3 separate regions of the Homo sapiens genome follow, and all the other regions are linked to region 1. The links are chromatin loops, found by intact Hi-C in ENCODE. Cell type or tissue: heart left ventricle. All regions are shown on one strand. Links, peaks and the distances in the headings refer to the core of each region. The heading gives the core; the rest is flanking DNA.

Region 1 (8,000 bases), core at 1-8,000:
ATGGCATTATAGTTATATAAGAATAATTATCAACAGGGGAGAAGTTAGAAAAAAAGAAGAATCTAGTCATACTGTAATGCTTACAATGTAGCAAATATTCAATGTAAAATAGAGAAAGTTCAGAGATATTAAATAACAAACTTACTTGCCGACATTTTTAATCAATTCTGGTCATATAAGAGGTAAAAGTTCACATAAGATTGCTATTAGCATACATGTATAAGTGAAAATGATAAATGTGCTAAAAAGTTAAAGAATAAGAATCAATGTCTTGGAAACTAATGAATGTCAGGAGAGTTCGTGAATAGCATTAGGACCTCTTACACAGACCATCGTCCCCTGAGTGCTTTTGATCTAATGACAGACCTTGAGGCAATGCATGGCTGGATTTCCTGCCCAGCTTCCAAGAGTGTCTCTCTCAGCATCTTCTCCTCTTTTCAAATCATAAAGCGTTCTAGTTTTTACATGCACTAATATTATGCCCTCAAAAGACCATAAAATATTTTTTGAAAACTGAGGAATTATTCATTTGATTTTGATCTAGTCTTCTTTGTGCACAAGCAAAAATACTACCATTAGTTTTTGGCACTCATTTTTATGGTGGTTTTCATATCTGAATGCCACTTTATTTTTTAGATAACTTACTTAATCGGTGTTTAGTTATATATGTATCCAACATTCCCAATCTAATTCTCACACTTTTTATTAGGACTAGTTAATTGCTTAAGGAAGTTCCACCAAAAACACTTAAAAGCTCTAGCTGTAGCTCTGTAAAGGGGTTAAGATGAGCAAATCTAATTGTTATTTAAGTAAAAAGGAATGACGAGAAGTGGACAAAACGAGGCTACTGCCTTAATAACTATGCTGTTATTTGGATCCTACTTACCTAGCAAAAAACAACTCCAATTATAGGGAAAACAATCCCTAGGAATAAAAACAGACACTACTCAAGATGATACACACAGTTAGCTCCTTGTCTCAAAATGCAAACAAAGTTAAATGATTTTGCTTCTAAAATGTTTTGCAAAATGTAAACTCACAAATAGCTTAATTATATTTTGATTATTTCAATTTAATTTATAGTGAATGTCTCAGTTTGTAATATGTTTTTTCAAATGAAAACCATATGGAGATTTTTTTAAGTAGTATATTCAAAAAACTCTCAAACTCTGGAAGTTGTCAGTGATAGCAATCTCTCTAAAAAGTCTGCCTGTGAGAACACTTGACATGTACAGATAAAAAGAAACTTGACACCATAAGGTTCGAAATCACTTTTTTCCTAAATATTGTATTCCTAGTTCATCTAATGTCATGATCATCTGCCTAACATACTCAAAAGATATGTCTCTGATTTCAGTGAGAGGATATAACAATACTGTATCTTCTCTAAGTATTAAAACTGCAACAACAAAACATTCTTATTTGACTTAAATTTTTTGATTTTCACAAGTCAAGTTCTATTAAAAAGTAGGTGGACCAAAGAAAAATGACTGAAAAGCTAAATTTATCACTGCAATAAAACCCTATAAGCTTCTGATTTTTCAGTTCAACTTGATTCTGCAATTATGCTACCAAATTTCTAGATCATTCCACATGATGGAACTAGCACGGCAGTTGGATGACATTTTTAAAAAGTCAATTTCACAATGTCATCTCTGGAAGCAACCATCTCAAACTTTGTTTTGTAATTGATCACAATTAAAAGCTAAGGAGATAACATTTGCTTTACATTAGACTTTTCAGAAAATACAGCTATTCAGTAAGAACCTCTAACAAGAATGCAGACTACTAGAGTATAAAAAAGGTGATAGCTGAAGAGCACCTGTCAGAGCCCTGTGGGATGGAATGGAAGAAAATAAAGTCAGAGTTTGTTCTCTCTCAATTTATTAGTTGAATGTGAAAAACACTTGACATTTTATTTTTCTAAAATATGAACCCAAATTTCAGAAATTTTTCAAAGGTTTACACTACAATGATCTTGGTGGTAGCTTTGGTTATTTTCAGTTGAGAGTGAGCTAAAAATAATTATCTAGGACTCATGCTGAACATGGGATTTCCTACCAGTAAGGGCACAGGCAAATGCAACCCCTTATGTAACATATGCAAGAAAATATTTAAGTAACAAAAATGTAAACACCATACTAAAACTGAAAATGTATAGCTTTGTTGATAGTCTTATTTCTTCTCTTCTTCCCATAGAAATTTCCTTAAATCAACTTAGTCACTACCTCAACCTCAGGAGAATGGGGAGATAAATATTTCAGGTTAAAAGTCTTTTATTTCTTTTTCATCCATTTTTCCTACCATCCAGCCAGCACTTACAATAAGCAAGACACTGGGCCAGAATTTTCTAAATGAAATGCTTATGGCTGAGAAAAGGAAGCTACAAAAATTTGATTCCTTTTATAATAAAAATTGTCTTAATCTGAATCTGACTTCCTTAGTTCCTGAGACTAGAAAGCAAATTCTCAATACAGCATAAGCAGTTCAGCAGGCTCTCTCCCTTCCAAACTTCCTGAGAGACTGCTGCTGAGGCTGGACCCTGAAATAATAACTCCCAAACAAGGGGATGTTTCATATCACGAGGACAAACACTGCTCACTAAAGAGCATTTCTGAAGTGGATCTCTAAAATACGATAAAAATAAAAACTATTTCATTTATTTGTGTTCATGCTAGCTTAAAAATGGGCTAAGGATGCTGATTCCACATAGCTGTATAACTGTTGCCACAGAATTAAACATTACCCACTGAATAATATCTCTATGACTTCAAACTTCCATTAGGTCTCTTTAAGTGGTTTATACCTGGAGAGGAGGAAACACTTGCCACAGACATAGCATAAATATTCAGTTATTTAAACTTACTTCACAAGATGGAAAATTTTTACTAAAATCCTATTAAACCAAAACCACAAGATTCTTGCATAAAATTATTTCAATATTCTAACAAGGTACTGGGAGAGACAGAATGGCATTCCTTAAAATTTTAAACACATTCGGAGGGAGAAGACTCTATTAGGTAAAAAGAAAATGAAATGAAAGAAAATGTGCATGTAGATAGAGATGGAGAACAGAAAAAGACTGACCAAAAAAAAAAGTACCAGAACAACCTCTATATTAATTTAAATCAACTTCAAAATTAGCCAGAGCTAACAGTGACTAGTTACATTCAAGTATAAACTCTTTCAAGAAACAGATGTGTGTTACAATGACATTTCATTCTTCAGCTAGCTTCTTCAAGAACTCTAAATTAAGTCAGCTTTTACCAGAAGCGAGCCAGCATCCACATTATTTCATTTTGTCCAAATGTGCTTCTTTGTATACCATGATTCTATTGCCTTTTGATCTTTTTAGAATTTCTAGTAAGTGAAAATCTATGTATCTATGATATAAAATCTGTCTATATTAATCTGCAGTGTAAAAATAAGTAATATACCCTGTCCCAATCACTAAAAGCATCACACACAGATATAAACGTTATACACATAATAAATGTATTTTTAAAAGTTAATCTATATATCTATATATAAAGTAAAATGCCATATATAATTTTCTCTTTATTTCTTGATGTAGAATTGGAATTACGGCTATTGTTAACGAATTCATAGAGTATAAGGAAAGGTGATGGAGAGGACATGACATTAAACATTTCCAGACTTTTTCATCTGAAATCAGTTTGAAATTGCAAACCGGAGTGAACTCAGAAAATGGCTCCAAAACTCACCTAATCTAAATTCCTACTTTAAAAATTCCACACTATCAAAATCTCCAATCTGCTCTATACACAGAATGAACCATTTTCATTGTGTTTCCATGAAAGTGGTATTTATATAAACAGTAGTGAAAAGTTAGCCCTTTACAGACACTGTTACAATTTTCATCCATTAAAGCTAGGAGCAGGCTTGTGACTTTTAGTTTCCTAAGTTACAAAGATAATGACCTACAAACATAAGCACTTTCATTTCTAAAGAGACATTAGATAACCCAATTATAGACTAATCATCATGAACATGTGTTGTGTTTACAGTGTATCCATAAGCAATCCCTGTTACATACCAAACTCCTAAAGGCAAATTCATAATTAACTGGAAATATTGATACTGTGTTATAAATCAGGTTAATATAAAGGTCTTTTATTAAGGAACTCTGCTAAATCTCCCCCTCCGATGAAAATAATCATATTTTAAAATAAATGCAATAATGAGAAATGAAGAAAAAAGGGCAAATAGACTTGGCAACTATTAGAGTGGTACAAAAATGAGCTATCAAGATTACACATATAATTTTAAAGACTGTATATTGTTATTAAATCTACAAAGACTTTTCATTATAACTGAAGAGGTGACATTAGTATCTCAAATATTACAAATCTTTAAAAATATAGAGCTGCACTGTCCAATATGGTAGCCATTAGCCACCTGTGTCTATTTAATACTTGAAATGGGGCTAGGCCAAACTGAAATGTGCTTTAAGTGTAAAACACACACAAGATATTTAGACTCACAAAAAAACAGAATGCAAAATATTTCATTTTTTTTACACCGATTACATGTTGACATGCTATGCTGGGTTAAATAAAGCATATTATTATAATTCATTTCATCTGTTTCTTGGGTGTGTATGGCCTCTAGAAAATGTAAAATCAAATGTATGGCTTGTGTTGTATTTCTACTGGACAGTGCTTATCTATAATGTTTATAGGACTGTTTTCATCAAAGCCACTGGGTGACACTGTTTCTTCACTAAATTGATACAACCAAAGCAATTTTCTGCCAGGGGAAAATCACACATGCACACACACAAATCATAAATGCACATACAGGTACACACATGCACATGCACATACACACACTTCAGCAAACAATATGTGCCCCCTGTAACCAGTCATCTTCTCAGGAGGAAAGAACATGAGTGCCCTTAATGTAATATTATTATTATGTTAGCAGGACTGGCTATACTTGAAAGCTTTAATAATCATTCACAGATTCCTAAATAACAAATGACAGCTCTAATCAAATCAAAAACACAGACATTGCTTAGTTTGTGACTTCTCTCAAATAGCTTTCCATCTTCGAAATGGTAATGTTCTTCATGACCTCCTCTGATATTATACCCTATTTACTTATATTTTAATGAAATTCTAAGGAAACACTGCAAAATAACAGGTGAAAAAAATTACCAGCTGTTTTTGCTAATGAAGAAATGCCTTAACAATCTGCAGATTATGCTTTGCCTTGAATTTGGAAATCCTGAACATACAAAAATAAACATATTGAAAATCTAAAATAAAAATATTCAATATTTAAGCCACTGCTAAATACTTTTGTTTGATAAGACTCCACAAAGTTAGACTTTTCAGTGCAACTGATATTCATTTACGTGACAAAGTCAAGAATAATTCATTCCAGAGGCTACCTGGTATTAACAAGTTTTGTGTTATTTACACATCTGACACTCAATCTGATTATTCAGTCTTCTAATGCTGAATGAGAATTTAGAGTTGGCTCCATGGGAAAAATTACAAATGATACCCAGGGTTAAAGTTAGCAGCCTGACTCCTTTCCTACTGTTTCCTCAGTAGCACAGTCAAGTCAAAGAGGAAATGGACAAAAGCCATCTTGCCTTGGGCTATCTTCACACATATAGCTAACTCTCAGTTTCCTTCTCTCTAAAATCAGACTAATTGTAGTCTACTAACTACAGCCTTTTCAGAATTAAGCATTTAAAATATCAGTGCAACCAGCTATTTACAGTCATAAACTAACTCGACATAAATACAATCAATCAGTGTACTATTTTGAAGTGTAACATGTCCTAAATGAAATATTATTTTACCTTTGTTTCAGAGCAGACTGTAAAGGTACACCAAAGTAATTTCCATTTTCAAAAACATTCTCCATGTCTTCAAAATGTAAAGTTGCTTAAAATCTAAGCCATTTATGTTTAACCATCTATGTGTTGAGGACCTTCTGAAAACCTATGACACTAAGACTTTTTGCTCCTAAGAATGAACAAATGAAGTTCTGCATACAATTTCAGAGAGGAGATGAATGAGTCCTGGAGCCAGGTTAAAAACCTGCTCCAAGTTATTATATGCATTTCTCCATTATCTAAGATATTTCACTGTGACTTCCCTTTTTCTTATGTTCACTTCTCATTAATCTCACTAGGCTCTAAACTTTGCAGAGACAAATGCTGTGTCACATCTATCTGTATATTATTTTTGATTTTTAGCACAAGGACTAATGCACAGATAAAATGTGTTGATTTGAGACCTGGTAGGTTGATTGATCAAAGGCCTTTATGGATAATGGGTAACATTAGCTATGGGTAGCATCTTCTTTTAAAACAGTGGTATACATTCACAATGAACAGGTATGGTCAACTAATATTTTTTACGATTGTCATACAACACATCTTCCTCTAAACTACAACTCAGGCACATCTGTTAGACTTTTTTCTCAGTGATCAAATCTGTATATTTTATATCAATAACAGCACAAACATACATTCTCAGTTCAAAGTTAAAACAATTCCATAGTAGCCTTACTAAAAAAACAAACAACAACAAAAAATCTCCTTTAATAAAAAATACTACCTATCATGAAAGTATATATAGGTAATTACCAAAAGGATTCAAGTTTCTATATAAAGGAATTATCTTCATTTGAACATTAATGGAACACATCTTTAGGTGCAAGAATAGGAGACTGGACTTTCTGAGGGTCTTCAGAATTATTTCACAGAGGTTCATTAAACACATGAATGCAGAATATAAGCATAATATTTTTTAATCTCAATTTGAGGGTTTTTTTAAGAAGATATAAACACCACACAGAAATGGAGCAGGAAGACTCCACTGAAGAGGAGACATATGGCAGCTAAGTAAACAATTCACCATAAACCTGTAGGGTTATGCATCACTTCCGGGAGCATAAGACATTTCCCCATCGCCCAATGCAAAGGCATGATACAATAGTTGCATTGATTATCTTCACACATCCAGGACAGTATAACTCACAACAATAACTCTTTCTCAAAAACACAACTCCTATCCTAATCCCAAAATAAACTCTTTCTTTTGATAGATAAAATAACACACGTTTTCAATGAAGTCAACATTGACTCTACTGGGCTGACTGACACAAACCATATTAATGGAAAAATCTTAAAATATATAGGCATACTTCTAATTTTGAGGTTTATAAACATCCTACCTTGACAGAATGAGAACTTGCTTAAAATAGAAGTAAAATTCAATTTGGTAAAGCCTTTATTCAACTAGCGCTCTGAAGAGATTATTTCTCAGATCTGAATTTTCTAATAGACTACAACAAATTCACACAAATGTCACTGCAGATAGAATGAATGTTTTTTCATGCCAGTGTCACTCACCCTTGCCTGCCTGCACCCCCTCCCCCAAGGCTTTTCAAAATGTATTTCATACACAGAGTCACTGTTCTGGTTGTTTATTTAATTAACATGACAGCCCAGCATACACAGCATTTCTTTCAGTTCTACAGTTTTAACTTTTTACACTTTCGACTCAATACAGAAAGAGTAAAATTACTGTTTTCACTCCTTCCAGCCTCTGTAAATTTATATAGATTCACTGACTATTTATGTCACTTAAAAAACTTTTTCAGTATGCTTTAAATATCTGTATTCACAAAGTAAAATTACAATTTTTGTCCCCCCGACACACAAAAAATTCTTTTCCTTCACCTTTCCCAAGGGATAAGGAAATCTTGTTTTCCCTTTTCAGTATTTTCAGAAATTGACATTAATTAATTTTAATTCTGTCACCAAGTCATAAGTAATCAATATTGCTCTTTGAATCACCATAAACTGAGTAACACTACTGAAATGTAGAAGCTACAATTTAATTAAAAGTCCGTGATTATTTCTGAAACTTACTCAATTTGAACAATATGTTACATTGACAGGCATTTAGGAATTTAAACAATGTATTCTACATTTTGAGAAGAAATAAGCAAGT
Region 2 (8,000 bases), core at 1-8,000, 220 kb before region 1:
AGGCAGGAGAATTGCTTGGACCAAGGAGGCGGAGGTTGCAGTGAGCTGAGATCGCGCCATTGCACTCCAGCCTGGGAGACAGAGCAAGACTCCATCTCAAAATAATAATAATAATAATAATAATTAAAAAAAGAAATAAAAGTCAGTAAATTTCATTTGCTACAACTAATCAAGGATTCCATCAATCGAATAATAAAGTTTTCAAACTTAAAAATAGATCAAACTTCAAAACACTTGTAAAAATATTTTTGGAAAACAGAGTGTGTTTTCTCTAAAGAAACACTGTTAGAAGTGATTTTGAAGCTTATGAGCACAAAAAAAACATAAGTATGATAGAATTTTGTTTGTTTGTTTTCCACTGCAAATTTACCCTATTTCAATAATGTCACAAAGGGAATACAGAGGTACTGAAAAAATATCCATTTCTTCTTCATTCATTTGACAAATATTAACTGAAATCTATTGGGTACCTGGTACTATCTACACCTTAGGGCTACAGAGATGAATGAATCAGGGCTGCTACCTTTAGGTAGCTTGCAGTCTAGTGGAAGGCATTCAGGGAACTGAAAGGGGTTAGAGGATAAAGGAGAAAACCCTGTGGGTGTATCCAGTACCCCTGGTTATAAGAAGAGTGAAAGAAGTTGGTTGAAAGTGAAAACAGTTGTTTCTCAAAGTGCAGATCCTAAAACACCTGAATCTGTCCATGTGGTTCTTTTCCAAACTTTGAAAATGGTCACTCTGAACAGAGTCACCATTATCATTCATACCTCTCTTCAAAGTAGGATCAAAAAAAGAAAAAAACCAACAAAAAAGCCTATTATCCAGAAAAGAGAATTGTGAGAAGGGTGAAAGACAGATAGCAAACATACTTATCACTATAATATAGCATTTCCCTCAAAATCTTGAGCCCCTATAAGTCTCATAGATCCAACACCTAAGTCTTATCTTTGAAACATGGACTTCAAGGCTTTCTAGCTTCTGATCCACCCAGCAATGAGTTGGGAACTTGAAACTCCCTTCCCTCTCAGAATACCTGAGGGTTCCTTCTTGCTTACTGGTTTTTGAGAATGGAGTAAGCTTATCTGTAAGTCATTTTACATATAGGGCAGGTAGGTGTAATACACTACAGTTTGTAATATAATTTCTTGATTTTCTAAGATGCAACTCAAGAGATCTAAACAATGACATTGTAAAGGGAGTGACTTTCAACATTTGAAAGCAGTGCACACAAAAGGTTATGTAATTTGCCCAAGGTTACAAAGATCTTAAGCTGCAGAGATGACATTCCAACCCAGGTAGTCTGGATCCGAAGCCCTACGCTATTCACAATGCTAAATACTGGGTACCGTTCCTATGTACAGTCATTTACCTTCAATGATATGAAAATATCCTTGCCAATTTGCTATACGGTATTTTTTTTAAATAAACACTTCCTCCAATTAATGAGAGCCTAAGTAGATAAAGATTATTAAGGGGAACTTGTTAACATCATCAGTAAACTCCAAGATTTCATGGTTGACTCCCTTCTTTCACATCTTCTTTGAAAATGTCAAATTAGACTCTTCCCAGAACTAAGTATTAGGAAAGGTCCCACTATTAATATTTTTCCATCAAGAAAAATGCCACTTATTCTCTCTATTTCTGATACTTAAGCCAGATCGTTCATATGGTTTGCCCCGGAAGGAAAAACTTGTGGATTCTTGTGGAGACTTCTATTGCTAAAAGGAAGGCATCCGTCTTCATTTTCCTCTTAGGTGGTAATGAATATAAAATTGTATGATGTATCTGTCTACAAGTCTGGGTTAATCACTTCAGTTTAAGAAACTGGTTTCAGTTGTAATCTTATTATATTCAGAATGTTATGAGACAATTAAAAAATATGATTATCCTAGGATCAGCAGACATGGTGGCTCACCAAGACATTTAGCGGGCAGATGTCAGGCAGGATCATCAAGGTTTTGTATGGGAAGTATTTCAAAATGATACCCCACTCCACATTTAGCAACAATGTGTTGCTGAATAAAGGAGGAAATTAAGTAAGTAAATAAGTCATTTGGTCATAATAGTGAGTCACTCAGGATTTCTGTCATAGATTTGTTTTCTTCTTGTAGACATAATTGCTAGTTCAGTCAATGCTTCCACAGAGTGTTTGTATGGTAATACCAACAGATTTATGGAATATGAAGAGTCAATTTCTACAGAAATTCAGCACATGTTCTTTAAGACAAAGATCTATGCAAAAAAGGACAAAATGAATTCAAAAATAATCTTTTAAAATTATAATCATAAGATTAATACAAGCACTGATTAAAAATATGTTTTTTTCTGAAAATAAGGAGGAGGATGTAGGAAAAACATTGATATTAAATTTGTCTTTAACCATCATTTCAGTCAATTTTAATTTCATTTCATCTTAAAATAGGGAGATAAGGACTAAAGTAGGGTGGCAATGCTTTAATTGAAATATGCCATAAAAACAAATAAGCAAAGCTTTATCTTAAAAATGGACACAGAGCAGATGCAATGGCCCCTTTCAAGTGCTGGCCCTGCTGGCAAACTGAAGAATATATAATTAAGACAGAATAAGGTCTAACTAAAAAGAGCTTCAAAATGTCTCCCTACTAGTTTCAATACTTCAAACAAATACTTTAAACTTGCTATATTATCTCTATCATCAGCTACATTCTACTCTGGCTCAAAAGATTATAAGAGCTTCTTGAATATCCATCAAGCATGTCTTGTGGCTGCTGGACCAATTGACAGCCTCATTAAATTTCCTATGGACTATGATAACATTCTGATATTAAGACAAATAGGTCCAAAGACATTTGGAAATGTCTAATTCTAAACTGTCTTCAAAGCATATGCAGTGGCTATCATGATTGACTCTCTGTGCCAATCATGATAATTTCAACTCCAAAGCCAGGGATTTGATCAAGAATGGGTAGGCCAAGTCAATGTGAGTCAATGAGATATGAGGGGAACTTAGCTTCATGCTTCTAGAAAAGGAAATCCTTTTTCTTCAGAAGAAAGTTTGTTGCTGCCAGCAGCCATTTTTGGATCACAAGTAGAATCGGCATTAGGATGAGACCAATACTATAGACAGTAGCAGAGTAGAGAGAATAAAAAACCTAGGTGCGTTATAACATTGCTGAATTCACTAAATGCACTAATCCTGAAGGCTTCCCTCCTTTGGCCTTCTATTCATGAGAAATAATAACATCTCTTTATTGCTACAACTAGTTGAAGTAAAGTTTTCTTTTATTTACAGTTGAAAATATTCTAATACAGCATAATTTTTTTTTACCAACTGTATATATATAATATACCAACTGTATAGATAAATAGGTGGTAATAATAAAATTTTATAATGTATCGATCTACAAGTCTGGGTTAATAACTTCAGTTTAGGAGAACAGTTTTAGTTATAATCTTATTATATTCAGAATGCTATAAGGCAATAAAAAAATATGATTACCTTAGGTTCAGCCAAACACGGTAACCTACTGAGGGCTGAGTGATGAGCACCAGCTAGTTCTCTTAGCCAAGTGACTCATTTCTGCAAGCGAGCCCCCAACATACTATCCATATCTGAATCCTAGAGGCAAATTAATAATCAAAATGCTACTCATTTAATATTCTTATAGAAAGGCACTTCAGACATGTTTGGATTCTGTAAGCTTCTTAAAGATGAGCGTCATTTCATACTCATTTTCTAACCCCACAGCATTTTGCTCAGGTACCAGGCTCAGCAAAAAAAAAAAAAGCCCCTAATTAGTTTAAATGAATTCTCTTTTCTCCAGTTCTTCTTGGCAGAAAATATACAAAAATAAGCTATCCAATCTTTATTGAGGACTTTAATTCGGCTTCATATGAATTTCTAAATATAGAAAGGACTTCTTAATTCTTGACTTCCTCCCTATTGTTTCAATGAGCAAATAATATTTTTTCTTTTGGTTAATACCAGTCTCCTACCACTGTACTTTTAATTTCATCCTTCTAATAGACAGCATATTTGTTTTAATTAGTGCATTTCTTATTCATTCTCTTTTTCCTCCTCGCTTTTTCCTCGCAACTTAAAAACATTGTTAGCATTATCCTCTACTAACAAAATTAGGGTCTTTGACCCCATCTCTAAGGAGCTAACCATTTTTTAAAAAATTATAATCTATTAACATTTTGAAAGCCCTTAAAGAGAGTTCTGCTCTCACTAATTCTCTATCAATATTAATAAATATCTTAATCAAAATATCTAATGACAACATTCCTGGCTTTTTCTTGCTTCACCACCAGACATTACTGAAGCCTAGCACCTCAGGCACAGCCATCTCCTCTTCTTCTGGCCTAGCTTTTTTCCAGCCTGAGAACAAACTCACTGTCTGCTTTCCTTTTTATTATTTTTATCCACATTAATCTGTGCCCTTCCCTCCCAGCCCTCACCCTATGTTATAATGAATACAGTACCCGCTAATCTGTTGTTCCAACACTGACCACTCCTTCGAGCTTCTGGACAGCTCCACTCAGATATTCCAAAGCAATTTCACACTCAACTTTCCAAAAGAAAATATTTTATCTTTGGAAATCTTTTCCTCATGTATTTCCTACTTGGCTAAAACCAAAATCACTAACCAAAACTGGACACGTTGACTCTTAGGTTTTATTTGTATTTATTCTTTGCTTTCTTACCTTCAACATCAAATTGGTCAGTGGATCTGGAAATTTACATGCAAGACTGACATTTTTTTTTTTTTCCTTAAAAAGCCTCTCATCCCTGCTTTAATCCATCTCTCATTATATCACACGAGGATGGCTACAATATTTTTTTCTTCTAGTTTCTTCCTGCCACAAACTTGGCTTTTCCCAATGCAGAGATATTATTATGCTGCTCTGCCACTTCAGGGCTCCGCGAAGTTAGGGAACAACATTCAACTTCTTGGTTGTCTTTAAGTGTGTTAACATTTAACCTTTAACCCGCCGCCCTTTTCCAGTTACATCTCCACGTGCTCTACTAATGCCTCATCCCTCCAGCTAACCTGGATTCTCTTTACAGATATGATGCCACAACCCTATGCTTTGGTTTATGGTGTTACTTCTGCCTACCACTTCATTTCTTTTATTTAGTATTGATTATCAAGATTCAACTTTAATATATAAAAACATTCCAGCTTCATTCTCAAACTGACACCAAATTAATCACTTCAGCCTCGAAGTCTCCATAGTACTTTGTTCAACATCTATTATGATATTGTTGTATTGCTAATTATGACTAAATTCCTTGCCAGATTATGCATTTGAGAACAATTTTTGTTCATTTTTATAATCTTAGTACTCAGCATACTGTAAGAACTCAAAAAACCTAATTATTAAAAGAATGAGCTCTAATTGCCTTCTAACACAATGTGCTATTCTTACAAATGGTTCTCAACTGTTTAGAGAATCTCATTATTCTAATCGGTCTGAAAAGTGTGACTCCCCCACCCCTTGTATTCAAACAAGACCTCCTTCTAGTCCTCACAACCTCCTACTGAGTATCATGTCACTTAAGGCAACTGCCTGCAATAAACACACTCAATTAACAGGCAAACACAGATCCCCATGAGCAATGAACATAAAGGAGTACTGAAGAAAGAAGAGGCACAGTGCACTAATTTCCCTGATGCTCTCCCTCATTTTCAGCAGTCCCTGACTACAGGCCCGCTGCTTATTTTCAGAGCTCCTTTCTATGATTAGTACTCAAGCATAGGTGGACACTTCACAGAAAGTGGCTTTCGTTATAATAACAGCACACATACATCATTGGAAAACACTAGAACACTGAAGGAAAAAAATAGAGTGAACAAATTTTGACTTATTGCTAGCATAGTCGTTTGATATTATAGTTTTTAAAAACATAATGATTGGATATGGTGTTCGAATTCCTTTTATTTACTGCAGGATGACAATTTATACCTTTAAAGAAAGGTAATTCTGAAAATCTAGAGTCAATCTCTCTGTTCCCTCAAAACAAATACAACCTTTTGACCTTTCCACTGTAATTAGTACACTGGCATTCCATATGCTTTTAAGACACAATATTCTTTCTTCCTTAGGTTTGAAGGGTTAAAAAAAATTCCCCTTAAATCCAAACTAACATCTTTAAACAGATGCAATTTATCAGCTTTCAGTAATGTAACCTACCTAAGACTATGAATTATTGTCTTTCTGCTTGGAAGACATACTGCTATCTGTGCCATATTGAAAATTATATGTTAATCGTTGCCCTTGAATTATTTGTTTGCAGATCTTTCTTTAAAGTTAGACCATGTATTTTACTTAACCCTTTATTATATCACCAGTGCTTATCATAATGAAGTGCATAAAAATGTTTGCCAAATTATAAATACATTTACTTATTCACTGATGTGTTTGCCCAGGTAGACTTTCTTACTTTGAAAACAAAATACTGGACAGCCACCACGATTATTACAATCTGTTTGGCTATGACAGTTCTCAAGAAAAATGAGTACACTGACATTCTGGTTTATTAATCAGCCTCTCATGAGATAAGTTAAAATGCCTAAGTTCTGTGAAACCTGAATTCTCTGGGTAGGCTTACAGTTTTTGAGTCTGAGAAAAAAGAATAACACCTCTCTACCAGCCCCTAGACTGGACTTACGGGGCTCAAAATGAGAGAACAGAACAGTGTATCATTCTTTCTTCCTCTGATCCCTAACAATGCACATATTTTGGCAATTTGCCTTCGGCATTAGAAGGTTGTATCTGTGTGTTATCATGAAGCCACTCCTGTGGCTACTTTCTTGTAAAATGTAATTGTATTCTGGAACAAGCCATGAGCATTGAGATGCTAGGTCCTAAAATATTTTATGCTAATTTCTTCTAATTGAAAAATAGTATTATTAAAGTCAGATCAGATGACAGTTTGACCCTAAGGTAGCCTGACAATTGATTATTCACTTCTTTGTCATTTCATGTCATTCAAAACAGAGTTAAGTATGTACATTGGCTGTATACTGTCCTTGAACTGTAGCACTGCCCAACATATGAAATATAGTATATTACTGTACAATCAAAAACTTATTTTGTGGCTAAAGGAGATGAATTAACAAAACATTATTTTTCTGTAGCTGAGACACAAAAGAGACCTAGGTTTACTGTTTTAGGACTTTAGGGGGAAAGGCATAATATGCCAGAAAGGACTATCACCTGCAGTTACATTCAGAAACACATTGTTTTAATTCATATTCAGGCAAACCTTAACATATCAGAGTAGTGATGATAATAACAACCATTATACTATCAACAATGGCAATACTTATGCCTGGTACAAGTGCTCTGCACTTTCGAAGTGGACAGGGAGCTAGGACGTGCAAAGTGGGACAATGCTATTATCATTACAGCTTTCCTAAGGTTTATTCTTGGAGAAACATGAAACACACATCACAGACCCACCATAACCTACATGCTCTTGGGATTTAGGCCCAAGTATACCCGAGGTGAAACATTTATTCATGAATTCATTTCTAATTTCCATTCTATCTGCATATCTTTGTACTGTCTAGGGTGGGAATGTATAATTTAAATGTGTGCCTGCTGCCTTTTAAAATTCCCATCACTCTGACCATTTAGATTGTTTTCTTTCTTTCCTTTTCCTTTTCCTCTCCTTTCCTTTCCTCTTTCCTTTCTTCTGGTTAAGATGAGGGCTCTTTATATTGCCTAGGCTGGTCTCAAACTCCTGGGCTCAAGTGATCCTCCCAACTTAGCCTCTCAAAGTGCTGCGATTAGAAGCGTGAGCCACCACACCCAGCTTGAGTTGTGTTTCTTGATATGTCCTTTCTCCTCCAGACTATTCTTGGATGTTGGTCTCTCGTTCCTTGAAACTGACCACATGCCACCTCTCACTCAGGTCTGGAACTTGCTCATACATACGAGATACTGATTGTGCCCCTTTCCCCTGCAGTTGAGAGAAGAAAAGGGGTCAGAGGAAGTTGGAAGGTGCTTCT
Region 3 (11,117 bases), core at 1,235-9,234, 620 kb after region 1:
TGCTAATCGTCTTGATAGAGGGAAAAGAGGACAAAGAACACCATGAGCTGGATCTTCCACTCACATTTCATTGGCCAGAACAATTCAAGCGGCCAAACCTAAAGCCAATGAGAATGGAAAAATATAATCCACACCCAAGGTAGGATGAGGAATATTTTTTGACAATAATCAAGCTACCTCAAGAACTTACAACCTTATGAGGTCTTATGCAATGATTTTTGTCCTCATATTCAGACAAAATCTACTACCTTGTAACTTACTAGTTGGCCCTCAATGTGTCTTCCAATTTGACACTTAAAGCCTAAATCTTCCTCCCGTCAATAAATCTATATGACATTGAGATTTATATGAGCACCTCAAGCATCCTAGAGAGCATAAAAAGATAACTATAGAAAACCTTCCCACCTTCAAGAATCTAAGGCTTAAGTGTACCTAATTTTTCTCTGAACAAAATTATAACAGTCCCAAAGCACTATGGAAACAGAGAAGAGGAAGTTGATTACATCAGACTAGACATCAAGGGAAAGTGTCACATTTCCAACCCAAACTTCCCCCTTCTTTCAACTTTACTCTTATGCTATGATTCCAGACCCTTTTCTTCCTATAGCCAATATCCTTCTTGTAGTATGTTTACCAGAAACAAAGATAATATTACAGGCTTTTCTGACCTAATCAGTGTAGAAAAGAATTACAAAGGCAGGTTAAGACTCCGTTTGGTCTTTTTCCTTCCCTCATAAGCTGTTCATTCATATTAAGATTATAATAAACCAAAACTATGAGGTTTTACACATGTATAAATACTAGCCATATTATCCTTTTTCCTGTGCTGTTGGTTTCTTATTAGATCCAACATTTCAACCTAGCAAAACCATCTTAGATTCTGGTTCTTGTAGTCAATGTATTTATAATGCCTCCTTATTTCACATCCACTGAAATGTGGTCAACATGCCATTATCCACATCACTAATTTAGAAAAAAAAAAAACGCAGTATTAGATAACATGAACATCAGAAGACTTTCAATAACCAGCTTACTTTCTGGATCATTCAGTCAATTGTTACTATATAATCCAAATGACTTCCCAACCTACAGCATCCTAAATCCTCTCCAGGATAGCAAAAGAAATTTTATCAAAGAATGATGTTCAAAATTACACCTATAAATTGTGAGAGATAGGCATTTTCCTCATTGGAATCGTGGAGAAAAGGAAACAAAAACAAAAGTAGAAGATGTGATTTACTCCCTTTTCAGAATCCCAAAGAGGAAAGACTCCAACTCAAGGACAGAGGGAACATGGCGACCTCAAGGGAATAAGAGCAGCCACCAGCTGAGGCAGCATCCATATGTGTGGGGGGGATGAGAATCCACATTCTGGAAGAACATGTGAGAATGACTCAGGATGGCACATCTGCTTTAAGGTCTAGAACTACTGAACCCTCTTCAAATTCTACTGTATTGCTCTAGATAAATACATGCTTATTCTTTTTTTAACAGCTTTATTGAGATATAATTCACATGCCATACAATTTACCTGTTTAAAGTATATAATTAATGGCTTTTAGTATATTCATAGTTGTGCAACAATCACCGAAAGCAATCTTAGAACATTTTTATTACCCCCCAAATTAACCACATGCCCCTTACCTATCACTTGCCCAATCCTCCCCTTTCAATTAGCTTTAGGCAACCACTAACTGACTTTCTGTCTACGTAGATTTACCTATTCTGGACATTTTCTATAAATGGAGTCATACAGTACATGACCATGTATGACTGCCTTCTCCCAGTCAGCATCATGTTTTCAAGGTTCATCGTGTTGTATCAAGTAACAGTATTTCTCTTCTTTCTTTTCTTCTTTAAATAGCTTTACTGATATATAATTCATATAATGTATGGTTCACCCATTTAAAGTGTTCAATTCACTGGGCACACAGGCTCATGCCTGTAATCCCACCACTTTGGGAGGCCAGAACAGTGGAATAGCTTGAAGCCAGGAGTCTGAGACCAGCCTGGGCAGCAAAGCAAGACCCTGTTTATAATAAATAAGTAAATAAATAAATAAGGCTCAGTGACATGCACCTGCAATCCCAGCTACTCAAGAGGCTGAGGCAGGAGGATCACTTGAACCCAGGAGTTTGGAAGCTGCAATGAGCTATGATCATGACAACTGCACTCCCGCCTAGGCAACACAATGGGACCCCATCTCTAAAAAATAAATTTAAAAAATAATAAAGTGTTCAATTCAATGGCTTTTAGTATATTCACAAGTATGTGCACCAATCACCATAGTCAATTAAAAACATTTCACCACCTCAAAAAGAAACCTTATACCTTTGAACTATCCCACCTGTACTGGCCTAACTCCCCCAGCCCTAAGCAACCACTAATCTACTTTGTCTACATGGATTTGCCTCTTCTCAACGTTCACGTGAATCGAATAACATGGTATGTGGTCTTTTGTGACTGGCTTCTTTCACATAGCATAAGCGTGATATTTTCAAGGTTCACCCATGTTGTAGCATGTATTAACACCTCATTTCTTTTTATGGTTAAACAATATCCCACTGCATAGATATATTACATTTTGTTTATCCATTTGTCCATTGATGGATGTGTTTCTACCTTTAGGCTATCATGCATAATGCTGCTATAAACACTGAAGTGCAAATTTTTATGTTCACATATGTTTTCATTTCTCTTGGGAATCTAACCAGGGGTAAATTTGCTGAGTCATATGATAACTCTATGTTTAATCATCAGAGGAACTGCTAGACTTTTCCAAACTGGCTGCACCACCTCACATTCCTAACAGCAGTGTATCAGAATTCTCATTTCTTCACATCCTCTCCAACACTTGTAATTGGACTTCTTTATTCCACATGCTTATTTCCAATGATCACTTTCTCCTTCTTTAAAGGGCTTACAAACTTCACTCAATAATATTTTCAAGAGTTTTGTCCAGGATATCAAATTCCTCAGCCTTTAGATTGTAGAATTTTCTTTCTATTTTTAAGAGACAGTATGGATAACTGTCTTTGTGAGTCTCCTGCAATCACTCCCATTCTCCAAGCTTGCCATTTCTCAAAGATCACTTTGTATTAAGGCAAACAGAAAACTGGGTATCCACTGTGTCTTTTTCTTCAACACTGAGAAGAAAGTTTGCACAAAAGCCGCCTCCAAAACATAGATTATTTTTATTTGCAGATTTTTAAAGTTACATTAATTGTGGTTATTTGACATTAACTTATATTTTTATGTCCCTATATTGTCCCTGTGTTGAGGTATAATAAGTAACATGTCATGAAAGACTAAATCAATATTATAAGAGAAAAGATTATTTAACCACAAAATCAGATATAATATATCCAATTGATAAATGAATGCCTATTTTAAATACAGGGTCTAATATTTTTTAAATGATCTATTATAATACATAATGATTGTCCCAAAAGTTTTTAATCAATTCAGATTTTAAATGGGTTATCATTTGTATTATTAACATTGTAGTTTACTACTAAAAATGTATTGAGTCCAATAATTTTAAAACAGAGTATAAAAAGATATTTATTTTATTGTTATTCCAATCCAACATTATGACTCTGTATAACCTAAAATTGAACAAGAGACATTTTGAATCAAAACATTCAGTTATCTCCTCTTTTGTAGGTAATCTAAGAGCTAACAATCAAACTTATAAAGAAATTAGCTCAGGTAAAGCTATCTTGTCACATTTTTCTGGAAGCTGACATGGTCAATCTTCGTCAAGTATGGAAAACAGTGAAGAGTACTGAAGTAAGAAGCTGTGTAAGAGATTTCAACAACTACAAATTTCCTTGAAGATGAATATTATCTGTATGAGTCTATTACTGAAATTTTCATTCATTCCCATAACACCAAACATTCTCATATTCAAAACATAAATACTATGCAGCCATAAGAAAGAACAAGATCATGTCTTTTGAGGGAATATGGATGGAGCTGGAGGCTATTATCCTTAGCAGACTAATGCAGGAACAGAAAACCAAATGCTGCATGTTCTCACTTATAAGTGGAAGCTAAATGATGAGAACTCATGAACACAAAGAAGGGAACAACAGACACTGGTGACTACTTGAGAGTGGAGGATGGGAGGAGGGAGAAGAGCAGAGAAGAAAACTATTGAGTGCTGGGCTTAATACCTGGGTGATGAAATAATCTGTACAACAAACCCCCTGACACAAGTTCACCTATATAACAAACCTGCACATGTACCACTGAACCTAAAATTTTAAAAAATATAAATACAAACTGTTTTATTACCAAATATAACTTTAAATTATCTGCCATTTTGATTATGTAATTCAAATTCAAGCCCCTACTCATTTTAGCATGTTTAAAATTCTGTCGATCTAAATTATACAGCTTCTCACATTTTCTAGGCTGAGTAGTTAATAGAGGCATATATTTAGGCCAACGCCTAAACCTAACTTTACTTGCATTTCGCTTAATTCCATTCCTGTCCAGTCCTAAGGAATTAATCCTCTGGAAAGAAGAGGATCGTATCTGGGAAGTCCCAGGTTGCTAACTTAGAGGAAGGAAAAAGACTTGAAGAGTAGCAAACATCTCTCATTTTGTTAGTTTGTTTTCAAAGAAGCTTCCGAAGTAGAAGGCGCATCAATACAGGGACATCTAGTGGCAAAGATAAATCAATGCAGTGATTGGCTCCTTGACAATATAGGAACCTTACCTTTGGTCTATCTTCATATTTAAGGGGGAAAAAAATTCCCGAACTCTCAATAATGGCCATTCATAGTATTTATAACAGCAATTGAACAACAAAAAAATGCATGCAAAAGCAAAGAATTTGAAGCAAATTTTCTTTTTTACATGATAACATAAAACTAGGCTTATAGCCAAGATGGATTTGTACTCATCAGGTTCTATATCTTTTCGAGCCATAGCAGTATTAAGAAGTAAAATAATCATTATACAAAAATTAATCTTTCTAGAAACATTAAAAGCCACAATAAACCAATTCCCCTTTATGTTGTAGAACATTAGTTTAACAGTATTACTTTATAAAGCCATACGACGATAATAAAAAAACTAATAGAAAACTAATGATCTATATCCCAATTGAAATCAATAAAAGAAAATAACAGTGACTCCTAATTAAGCCATTCCGCATCCTTAAGGTATTTTCATATGTGCCTCTTTTAAAGAAATCTTTTTGCTTTTTTCTTTAAAATGAGATGGAAAATCAAGGAAAACTTACTTCAAGGCAAATACTATTTTCCTCATTAGCTTTCTTTCTTGCTGGAATGGAAAAAGCAACTGCTTCTCAGGTATTTAGGTATTGCCGGAGGGTTGTGGAGCCAAAAAAAGAAAAGAGTAAGCATTTAGATCTGGGTCTCAAACAGTATAAAGAAACTGATACAAAGTTTTTATTTTATAAGTTAATAAATAGAAATGACTAACATCAGTACGTTAGTTATTGATGTTGATCATTTCAAAAGGCCAGCCTGGGATCTTACTTCAGGCTGAAATCCGGAAGAGGCATTTAACAGGTGAGGTATTTTGTTTTCACTTTGCCTTCCACTTGTGAGTTATCCTTCACCAGCAGGGAAAACCGCCTGCAGCACTTCTGGCATACTGGCTTTTCCTATCTCAATGCAGTTCCTTTTTTCCTAATAATGACCCTTCACTATAATTTCTCTTTTTTACTGACATTAAAGTGGACTTTAATATTTTGAAGGCCAATTCACTCACATGGGTTTATGAAAACACGAAGGTTGTATTTGGAATTGTTACTCAGTCATCAGGCAGAGCTCATATTCTCATTTTTGTGGACATCTTATTTCTGACCTTTCAAATGCTTTCTGTCCTCCCGCTCAGCTTCTCAGCACTTACCAGTCATGAGATGATTTGCCATTGATTTTTATTGAGGAAGCCTGAAATTGCTAAACATCTCATTTTGCCCATTCCCACGTCACAGGTTGATCCTAGTTTTATACAACTATCTCATATAGCACATAAATATATAATACAATATGTTAAATACCTATAAATAACAAGTAAATAAAGTAATGCAAGGTTTAAAAATATTGAGCAACTTGTAGCTAAAAAAGCAGCAAAGCATAACCAATGATTACTTGAACCCAGGTGAGGGAGATGGGGAAAGGGTGCAGCATTCTAATGAATGTAAACAAATAGAGTATGATTGTGGAAATGTATTATTATACATGCATTTCAATATTAAGTATACATTTCTCAATCTTTTCCCCATGTGTTCCCACAAAATGTCCCTTCTGCCAACACTTTTTCTCAGACTTCAATGGATACAGTACCCATCATGAATAAGATTTTTTTTTAATTTGTAATCAAGAGTCAGACTAGACTTGGGGTACAGTTAGGCTGACAAAGTCACTACCATGTAAACTCACCCAAAGGGACATATTAGGATATGGTTAGAGAGGACTAGAACTGGAAGAAATGTGTGAAGTTACGGTTTTTGATACACACACTATATTTATACGTATACACACACATAAATACATACACATGCATATATATACACACATGCATACATATGGAAATAAGTATAGCTATAAATATGTAAATTTTATATATGTTTATCCCCTTATCTGCCCATTGGAATGCCTGGAAGCAATGATACCTCAATATCAATGAACATACCTAATGTCCAGACTTTGGACTTTAATTACCATTCTTCACTAAAAGAAACTAAGTCTTCATAGAGAAACAGCAGACTATAGACAGAATTAAAACAAGGGAAGTATAAAATGAGCCTGGAATGTCTTGTTATGCCAAGAATCAAGGAAGCACACAAAAAATGGTAAAGGCATGTCGAAAGGACACAAAAGCCAGCTTGAGCAAATTCCTGGCTAAATTGGGAGGAATTTGAGCATTATATCAAGTAAAGATGGTAACAAAGTATAACCCATTGAAGAGTAAAATAGAAAACACACACATTTAAATAAATGAATAAATTGAAAGTTCGATGAGAAAAGAGATGTGTCATATAATCTTAAGGGACTGTTCCACAAAACACTCTTACGAAAAGGAAAAGAGAGTAAGTTTACAGTAGAGATGTCTGGCAGATACCACCTTAATCAAATGATCAAGGTAAATACCATCAGAAACAGGAAAAATTAAAATCAGGTGCCACATGACGGGATGCAATGAGAACTTAGCATCACATCTATCATGTTCCTCACAATTACAAATTAAAGAACATTCTTCAAAATAATGGGCCTTTTATGTTCAAAAGTGTCAAGGTCGTGAAAGTTAAGATAAGACTAAGGAACTGTTCCAAAATGAAGAAAGATAAAGAAACACGAGACCTAATTACAATGAGTGATTCTACTGGATCCTTTTGCTATCAGTGGCATGACTGGGACAACTGATGAAACTTCAGTGGATTCTGAGGAACATACCGTAGTAATGTATCAATGTAAATTTCCTGATTTGGTAGTTGGATCTAGTTATGTAGGAGAATGTCCTTGTTAATGAGAAACACACATGAAAGCATTCAGCAACATACTACTAAATTATTCAAGAAAAACATAATAGTTCCAGTACTATACTTTCAACTTTTCTATAAGTTTATGCTTATTCCAAAATTTTTTAAATATAATACTGTGTATGAAAGTCTATCCAAGCATTTCAGTAAAACTGTATTCAAAATATTTGTATAAAATATATTCAAAACCAAGTTTCTATATCAATTTCATGAATTTACTGTTTGTTTGGAAAACTTATCACCCTGTAACTATTTAGCAAGTAGTACAATTATTTTTTTTTCTATTTGACATGATTCACTTAACAAAGAGTCAGTGAGTACATTTCAGAGCAGATATGGTCATGGCAGAGAATAAGGTAGACAATGCCTCCATCTTATAGGGTTTACATTCTTTTGAGGGGATGGGCAATAAACAAGTAAATAATTTCAGTCTGGGCATGATGGCTCACCCCTCTAATCTCACACTTTGGGTGGCTGAGGCAGGAGGATTGCTTGAGGCCAAGAGTTTGAGACCAGCCAAGGCAACATAGTGAGACCCCATATCTATTAAAAAAAAGTTTTAATTAGCCAGGCATGGCAGCATAAGTCTGCAGTCCCAGCTACTCAGGAGCCTGAGGTGGAAGGATCACTTGAGCCTGGGAAGTTGAGGCTGCAGTGAGCCATGATTGTGCCACAGCACTCCAGCCTGGGTGATAAAGTAAGACCTTGTTTCCAAAAGAAAGAATTTCAGGTGGTGTTGTGATATGAAGAAAATAAAACAGGTAATATGAGAGAAAGTAAATAGGGTAGAAGAGGGTGACTTCAGGGAAAGTAGTCAGAGAGGGCTTCCCTGGGAAGATGATATTCAAATGATGAGAACTAGCCCTGAGAAAATCTGGACAAAAATGGCCCAGACAAGGGAAACACATTGTACAAAGACCCTGAGCAAGAATGAGCATAGTGCTTTGTAGGAAGAGAAAGGCAGCCATTGTGGCTGGAAAGAAAAAACAATGGGAGTTTATACGAAATGATGTATTGAAACCACCTTCATAAAATTAATAAAAGACCACAAGATTGGAATTATGGTAAGGGCCTAAATTTTGGTAAAGTATATTCCCTTCTCGCTGACCTTTTCTTCCTCCATATATGATTGCTTGCACAAGTCATTTCAATAAACGGTAGTCACTAATAACTGATAATCTTCCTATCTAGCCTCTGGTCAGGCTGCCTGCAAGATTAATTAACTTTTCTTTTAAACAACAATGATTCTTGGGTCATATAGACCCCCTTCATGTCTTCTAGAAGTCAGATTGGCCAAGGAACCAAGCAGCTGTGACCACTGGGGATCTCACCTCTTGCAAACCTCTCTGCTAACTATAGACAGAGTTAACAATAGCCTGTCATTGGTTCCTACCTTGCTTTTCCATAGTAATCGAGATCACAAACACTACTGTGAAACCTAAGACCGATCTCTGAGATATTTTTCAGATTCTGCATGCAAGTGGACCAACTAACACCAACCAGACCAGTGACTTGTAATACCAACTAAAGAACTAACTCCACTGGTCTTGTGAACACCACCCCAACCCAGGAACTGACTCAGCACATGAAGACAGCTTCAACACTCCTATGATTTCATCCCCAATCTTCCTGCCAAACCATCCTTTTAAAACCTTAGCCTCTGGATTCTCAGGGAGACACATTTGAGAAATATCTCCTATCCTCATTCAATTGCCTTGTGACAAACTCTTTCTTTGCTGCAATACCTGCTGTCTCCATGTTTGGCTCTATCTGCACAGTGGGTAAGAACTTAACAGTCTGAGATAAGATGTAAGTGCAAAATCATACAGGGCCTTGTGGGTCGTGTTGACAAGTTAGGGTTTGGTGCTAAGGGCACTAGATAACCACGAAAGGGTTTTAACCTTTAACGATCTCTCTTACCTTTTAAAAAAATCACATTGTCTATAGTACTGGACAAATGGCTTGACTGAAAGAAAGGTAGCAGAGTGATGAATTAGGAAGTTATTACAGTACAAATGGAATTTATTTGGTAAAAAAACAAAAACAGGATAATAGTTGAGACATAAGGAAGTAGATAGATCGAGGATATATTTTGGACTTTTATAAAATATATTTTATACTTCTATAAGATATGTATTTTTATAAGATATGTATTATCTTTTATAAGATATGGATTTTTGGTTGAGAAAATTCTGTGTATTTGAATTAACTTCTTTCTATTTTAGTACTTAAGTCTCTAATCTTGGCAGAAATAATGTAATTAGGAGCCTGTGAGCCTGGTTAGACCAAAAACAAAAGAAATCAGGACAAAGTAAAAGTGAATAAAGAAAGGACTTTTTTTTGATGTGTACTTCTTTCAACAAAAATTATCGCTAAATGTGGTACAAGAAGTGCTAGGTAGTATTAATTTTTATTCAAAAGAAGTATTGGCCAGGTGCAGTGGCTCACGCCTATAATCCCAGCACTTTGGGAGGCCAAGGTGGGAGGATCACTTGAAGTCAGAAGTTCAAGGTCAGCCTAGCCAACATGGTGAAACCCCACCTCTACTAAAAATACAAAAATTGGCCAGAAGCAGTGGTTCACACCTGTAATCCCAGCACTTTGGGAGGCCAAGGTGGTCAAGATCACAAGGTCAAGAGTTTGAGACCAGCCTGGCCAATATGGTGAAACCCTGTCTCTACCAAAAATACAAAAATTAACTAGGCGTGGTGGCAGGTGCCTGTAGTCCCAGCCACCTGGGAGGCTGAGGCAGGAGAATCACTTGAACCTGGGAGGCAGAGGTTGCAGTGAGTCGAGATCATGTCACTGCACTCCAGTCTGGTTGACGGAGCGAGACTCCATCCCTCAACAAAAAAGTATCAATTGACACAAAATAAGCACAAGTTTGTCATTTGAAGGAAGAAAAAAGAATGCATTTACAATTGAGGAAAAAAAAAACAAAACAAGAAATGAGATGCCAGGAAATACCATAACCCTGAAGGTTTGCATGGTGAGTTGGAGACAGAAAGTTTTAAGAAATCAGAATGTCAGCCCAGCACTCTGGAAATTTAATTAGGGAATACATCATTACTAACTAAGAGAAGGATGTGTCAAGCTATTAAATTTAACTAAAACTTAGAGAAATACATTTCTGGAACCCACTTTAACCCACAACCAAATTTTGCAATGACCAGTGATCTACCCAGATGAACTTACCCTCCCAAGAGCAGTTTCTTCAGAAATGAAAGGACCCGGAATATACCAGAGTTGGGTTTGTTTGTTTGTTTGTTTGTTTGTTTCCCTGAACTCCCCTTATCTGCCTAAAAAAGAACCTTCCAACAGAATTCAGCTGTCATAAATGCCCTCCCTGAGGAGTTTCACAACCAGGGAAGATTGACTTCTACAACCACAAATGAGAAGCCAGCACAAAGATAAGAACTTGCCTAAAAAGACATCATCACAAACTATCATATCTCCCATCTATTCTCCTAAGTGTTTATTTATCTTTCCTAAAAATCATTTGTTTTCCCATAAGTGCCATTCTACCTCTTCTTTCTCCTGTTAATAGTGTATATAGGCCTCTAAATCTAACCTCATCTTTGAGTCACATGATTCT

Evidence for each region. Peaks named below come from ENCODE experiments on the same cell type or tissue, not always from the same donor. Only the 100,000 strongest peaks of a DNase experiment are listed, where the experiment ranks them.
Region 2: it touches region 1 in a loop (2.1-fold over the local background); 25 of 110 quality-filtered maps call a loop at or near these places.
Region 3: it touches region 1 in a loop (3-fold over the local background); 37 of 110 quality-filtered maps call a loop at or near these places.

The regions. Positions count from the first base shown.
Region 1 is chr12:20,373,916-20,381,915 of GRCh38, reverse strand. All of the region lies in intron 1 of PDE3A (phosphodiesterase 3A), which reads right to left. Among named protein-coding and RNA genes, the nearest start is that of PDE3A-AS1, 7.7 kb to the right of the region's middle. RefSeq lists a silencer at 6,827-7,121. In heart left ventricle, for the core only: a CTCF peak has its summit at 4,727; no DNase peak of the experiment used is centred there; H3K4me3 peaks cover 5,655 bases; H3K27ac peaks cover 6,139 bases.
Region 2 is chr12:20,590,299-20,598,298 of GRCh38, reverse strand. All of the region lies in intron 2 of PDE3A (phosphodiesterase 3A), which reads right to left. Among named protein-coding and RNA genes, the nearest start is that of SLCO1C1, 100 kb to the left of the region's middle. In heart left ventricle, for the core only: no CTCF peak of the experiment used is centred there; no DNase peak of the experiment used is centred there; H3K27ac peaks cover 249 bases.
Region 3 is chr12:19,751,062-19,762,178 of GRCh38, reverse strand. No RefSeq gene overlaps it. Among named protein-coding and RNA genes, the nearest start is that of LINC02398, 260 kb to the left of the region's middle. In heart left ventricle, for the core only: a CTCF peak has its summit at 4,673 (motif pointing left); no DNase peak of the experiment used is centred there; H3K27ac peaks cover 295 bases.